Regions from separate parts of the Homo sapiens genome. Here region 1 is linked to region 2. A link is a loop called in an ENCODE intact Hi-C map of the cell type or tissue named here. Cell type or tissue: PC-3. All regions are shown on one strand. Links, peaks and the distances in the headings refer to the core of each region. The heading gives the core; the rest is flanking DNA.

What was found. Peaks named below come from ENCODE experiments on the same cell type or tissue, not always from the same donor. Only the 100,000 strongest peaks of a DNase experiment are listed, where the experiment ranks them.
Region 1: it touches region 2 in a loop (7-fold over the local background); 1 of 110 quality-filtered maps calls a loop at or near these places.

Annotation. Positions count from the first base shown.
Region 1 is chr10:35,630,965-35,633,888 of GRCh38, reverse strand. No RefSeq gene overlaps it. Among named protein-coding and RNA genes, the nearest start is that of MIR4683, 8.8 kb to the left of the region's middle. In PC-3, for the core only: CTCF peaks have their summits at 1,455 and 1,658 (motif pointing left); a DNase peak (open chromatin) is centred at 1,658; H3K27ac peaks cover 1,284 bases.
Region 2 is chr10:36,670,609-36,673,532 of GRCh38, reverse strand. No RefSeq gene overlaps it. Among named protein-coding and RNA genes, the nearest start is that of ANKRD30A, 450 kb to the left of the region's middle. In PC-3, for the core only: no CTCF peak of the experiment used is centred there; DNase peaks (open chromatin) are centred at 1,682 and 2,272; H3K4me3 peaks cover 869 bases; H3K27ac peaks cover 1,586 bases.

The DNA of each region.
Region 1 (2,924 bases), core at 137-2,636, 1.0 Mb after region 2:
TCATAGCTGATACAGCAACTTACCAGGGCTGTGTTTACCTGGTTACAGAATCATAGCAGAGTTCTCTCACAGTTTGGTGGTGGCCTACACAGGAAATGTGAACGCCCATCCTTCAGAGACAAGAGGAGCACTGTGGAAAGGCTTGCCTCTTGGGATCCTGGCCAACTTAGGCCAGCTCACCTGCCTTTTGCCTTCTACAGCCACCGTGTTCCAATAAATTCCACATTTAAGAGTCTGTGTTCTAGCTTAGTGAGAAGGCACAGTGACTGGGAGTAATATGGTTTGGTTCTGTGTCCCCACCCTAATCTCGTTTTGAATTGTAATCCCCACATGTCAAGGGAGGAACCTAGTGGGGGGTGACTGGATTATGGGGACGGATTCCCCCCCTTGATGTTCCGATAGTGAGTGAGTTTTCAAGTGGTCTTGTTTGGTAAGTGTCTGGCACTTCCCTCTTTCTCTCTTTCGCTCTCCTGTGACTGTGTAAGATGTGTCTGCTTCCCCTTCACCTTCCACCATGATTGTAAGTTTCCTGAGGCTTCCCCAGCCACGCGGAGCTGTGAGCCAATTACTCCTCTTTCCTTTGTCAATGACCCTGTCTCAGGGAGTATCTTTATAGCAGTGTGAGAGAGGACTAATCCTCTATTAGTCAGATGGGCTTCTGTTACTGATTGAGTTCACATGGGGAGAGGGGCCAAATGTGGAACGTGTTGGCCCTGGCTGGCAGAGGCCTGAGGGCCTTTCAGGGAGAGCCTGGCCTCGGCCAGGCAGAAGGAGAAACAGCAGAACCACTGTGCCGTGAAGGCCAGTGCAGGGATCAGGGAGAGAAAAGGGCTTAGGGAACCCAAGAGAGCGTCCCAGAAATCTCTGCAATGACAGAGCAACCTGAGGAAGAGCTTGACTGGCCCAGCAGACTCATGCTGCAGGCTGTGCCCGGGAGGGGGCCAAGAGCATGGGTGGCAGCTGAAAAGGTCAGCCAGTAGCCAGAGAAAGGTGGAAGGAAGGAATTGCCCCAGGACAAAAGGCAAAGTTAGGATCAATGTTAGTGAAACAACCCAAGTTGGATAGCTTTCCGAATCTGGGGCACAGCCATTCTTCACAGGGGACAAACGCATGCTTTTATAGCACCATGTTTATCATGCAGGTGAATCATACACTGATTTAAATTAGAAAACCAATTTCTAATATTTTCACCCCTAACAAGCCCATTTTTAATTAACTAGCACTCCAGCAGTAGTTCTTACCATGCTTACATGTTAAAAGCACTTGGGGTATGTTTTTGTTTTTTTTTTATCATTACCAATGCCCATGTTGCACCCCAAACCAACAGAATCAGAATTTTGGGGGGTGCCAGCTGAGAATTCAAAGTTTTCTAAAACTTCCCCAGGCAATTCCCATGTGCCGCCAGAGTTGAAAACCAGTGAATGTAACTGAATGTGGTATTATCATCCAAAGTGAAATATATGCAGATACAGATCTGGATATGTAGATGTATTTATAGATATATAAATCTGTAGATCTGTAGACATATAGATCTATATAGATATATAGAAATAGAAATTAGCTAAGCAAACTAGCTATTGTCATCTAACTTGACTAAACAAAAGCAGTTATTTTTTTCTTTTTGTCACCCTGAGAGGTATTTGGGAGATGACAGGAGTGCCCTCACCTGGCCCCAAGAAAGAACTTCTCAGTACACAGTTTTTGATAACTGTTTTTTCACCTATAAGGAAATAACAAAGAATTGTGCACATAGGGTATAATTCTATTAAACTAGAAATTAAACCCAACCTGTGAAGTTAGGAGGAATCAATAAGGTGGATGTGTTAGTTAGTAAAGATATTCAAATATTATCTTCCTACCAAAAAGACACCTGCACTCATATGCTTATTGCAGCATTATTCACAATAGCAAAGACATAGAATCAACCTAGGTGCCCATCAACAGTGGATTGGATTTTAAAAATGTGGTACGCTATACATTGTGGAGTACTATGCAGCCACAAAAAGAAGAATGAAATCATGTCCATTGCAGCAACATGGTTGCAGCTAGAGGCCATTATCCTAAGTGAAATAACACAGGAACAGAAAACCAAATACCACATGTTCTCACTTCTAAGGGGGAACTACACATTGGCTACATATGGACATAAAAACAGGAATTATAGACACTGGGGACTCCAAAAGTGGGAGGGAAAAAAGAGGGCAAGATGAAAAACTTTCTATTGGGAATTATGTTCACTATTTGGGTAACAGGTTCAATAGAAGCTTAAACCTCAGTATTGCACAATATATCCATGTAACAAACTGGCACATGTATTCCCTGAATTTAAAAAATAAAATAAAATAAAATATTCTCTTCTTGTTCAGTAGATGTTTATGTATTGAGACCAACTCAGCTGGAAATGAAACCTCAGTCAGTCTGCAGAGACCAAAGACAGGCCTGACTTTCTAAGACTGGGTGCAGGGTCGTATTGTAGCCCAGGAAGCAAGGGTCAAGCCAACAGTGGGTCAGGGGAATCCTGAATGCGTGTCAATACATGTGTCTTCACCTCACCTCTTTAAAAGGAACCTGATAGTACCTTACCTCATGCTAGCACATTGTTAAAGTTGTAGAATTATAAGATAGCATTCATTTGGTGCAGAAATCTGCTCTGTCTCTGGGTATCATACAAGAAGTTAAGAGTCCTTAACCAAAGCCCCAGAAAGTGAAATCCACTTTCCCAAGTAAGTGCGGAGGTTTTCCTGACTCTGGCTGATGTATATGATGTTAGAGCTTCACTGCTACATTCATCATTATTCTGTAAGAAAAAGCCCAAACAGAGGGTCCTAGGTTGTTAAACCCACAACAGGGATGCAAACTTTGCACAATATCATCAAAAAACGCCTCTTGGCCATACTCAGTGTGAGCCAAAAAGAAGCTAATAA
Region 2 (2,924 bases), core at 257-2,756:
TGCTGGGATTACAGGTCAGGTCAGAGATAATCATGGCATCTTTGAATAAGACAATGACCACGAAGATGAAGGAAAAAAAAAAAACAGATTGGAAATATTGTGAAGGCCAAATTAGCAGAGTTGGTGCCACATGAACAAAATGAGAGAAAGGCCCCTAAATGTCCAGCTTGAGGAAGTGAGTGAGTGTGTGCTGCTCCAGGAATGGGACAGGTTACATGAACTCTGAGGTCTCTGTTGGCTCTGAAATCTGGAATTCTAGGCCACCATGAGCCTTAAGTGCTCTCTGTGGAGTCAATATTTTCATAGATGGAGTGTTATGCAGCTATGGAAACACCTTACAGCATAGCGATTTATCAGCATGGCTTTGGAGTCAAGCAGACTTGCGTATTTTTCTTAGCTCCAATTAAGTTGATAGTCCCTCTAAGCCTCATACATCTGATCCATAGAACTTGGATAACATAATATCGACACATAGAGTCACTGTGAGAACAAACTGAGAAGATGTAGAGAAACATTTAGCCTGCTGGCCAGCACCTTATCACCATCATCAGCATTAGTATAGAACATTCTGTATTTGAGAGGAGGTCTCACTATGTTGCCCAGGCTGGTCTTGAACCCCTGGGCTCAAGAAATCCTTCAGTTTCAGCCTTCTGTGTGTCTGGGATTGTAGGTGTGAGCCACCACATCCACTTCATTTCTTAATTAGCTTTCTCTAAGAACAAAAAAAAATTTAGTATAAAATTATGTATTTTTAGTAAATTTAAAGTTGAATTAAAATATATGAAGCATGAAGAAATAACTATAAAAGTATTTAATCTTTTTACTTTAAAAATTTTGTTAAATGGATTCTTGTGTTTTTTTAAAAAAAATCTCATGTCGGCTGGGCACGGTGGCTCACGTCTGTAATCCCAGCACTTTGGGAGGCTCAGGTGGGCGGATCACGAGGTCAGAAGATCAAGACCATCCTGGCTAATACAGTGAAACCCCCTCTCTATTTAAAAAAATACAAAAAATTAGCCAGTCGTAGTGGCGGGCGCCTGTAGTCCTAGCTGCTTGGGAGGCTGAGGCAGGAGAATGGCGTGAACCCAGGAGGTGGAGCTTGCAGTGAGCCGAGATCATGCCACTGCACTCCAACCTGGGTGACAGAGCAAGACTCCGTCTAAAAAAAAAAAAAAAACTCAATGTCTCCATTAAATGAATGAATTTGAATTTAGATTACTTATATTTTTCTCTATTATTTACCACCACTTGTTAAAATAAAGTAGCAGCAACAGTGATATGTCCCAGGGTGTAGATTTTCCCCTCTGTGTGTAACGGCAAGGTATTCCCCTCTCAATCCATCACTCAATTCCCCCATCCCATGCCCTGCCTCCCTCTCTCTCTGTCTCTCCCTCTCTTACTAGAAGGCTGTAATTAACTTCTGCACAGTAAATATTTGTGTTCCCAGACCTGTCACAACTTTTGGTTTTAAGGAAGTTTTCAATAAATGCTTCTGAAATGAAAGAATTAATACATGAACCAGGATGAAGCCCCTATTCTGTCCATCGAGGAAAAAAAAATGATTTTCAGTTCTCTAGGTTCATTTTTATATGTGATAAAGACAAAACATTTCCAAAGGACTAAGAAGATGCCTATGGTATGACTAAATGTCTACATTTCATGAATTCCAGTATTTCGAGATTTTCTCAGCTACATGCCTAAATAAACATCACCTTCAATTTCTTGTAAACCTATAAACCTAAAGCATACCAAGCCGACTTTGCTAAATAGAGCTTTGCTTTTTTGGTTGTTTTTTGGAGACGGAGCCCTGCTGCTCTGTCTCCCAGGCTGGAGTGTAGTGGCGAAATTTCGGCTCACTGCAACCTCTACCTCCTGGGTTCAAGCGATTCTCCTGCCTCAGCCTCATGAGTAGCTGCGATTACAAGCACACAGCACCATGCCCGGCTAATTTTTTTGTACTTTTTCGTAGAGACGGGGTTTTGCCATGTTGGCCAGGCTGGTCTTGAACTCCTGACCTCAGGTGATTTTCCTGCCTTGGCCTCCCACAGTGCTGGGATTGCAAGAGTGAGCTACCGCACACGGCCAATAGAGTTTGCTTTTAAGGGATGTCGTATGTGATATTTCCATTGATGTATTTTGGTACAGATTTCTGTTATTAAAGTTCAGATCTATATTTGATGACACCTAAGATCACAACAATCCCATCTTCAGAGGTGCTGTGTGGTCCTGTGAATCACTCCCTGACCATAAAACCCTCTCGGGGCAGCAGTACTGTCAATATAATGTGCCAACTGGACTCATTCAAACCAGGATATGCAGTGAATTGCCAAAAATTAAGCTGAGTTTTTTTGACAGGTCACTGCATTTTTTTCCACTTAAGTTTCTGGTGTTTATTCATGGCAATAGTAGGGGGTCAAATGTTCCTATGGTGCAATACGGTACTTGAGAAAAACCTGGCATGCAAAATGGCCATTCCGCCCAGGTCATTTCTTGTGGGCATGTTTGAGACAAACTGGTCCAATGCATTGGTCACTGGTGTTAACCGGGTTGAAACTCATGTTTGCTGACTGAAAATATTTGTTATACATTTGCTTTTGTTATGTTTCATTTTTCAATCAAATTCAAGTCTGGCAAGTAGTTTTGGGTTGAGGCAGGATTTATCCACCCATCAGCCACCACTATAAATCTGCCAGTGAGAAATTGAGTAGAAACCATATGGAGGCCTTTCAGAGGTTTTCACAACACATGAGGCATTTTATGCTTTTAGAATATTTATTTAACCAAAGGAAGCACATGGAAAATGGGAGGAAATGGACATCAATTTGTGTTTTTACTAACTTCCCCCACAAAACCTTTTGGATTATATAGTTTAAAAATACAGTTTTAAAAATCTTGTAGGGAATTCCAGTTAAATATAGTTTAAA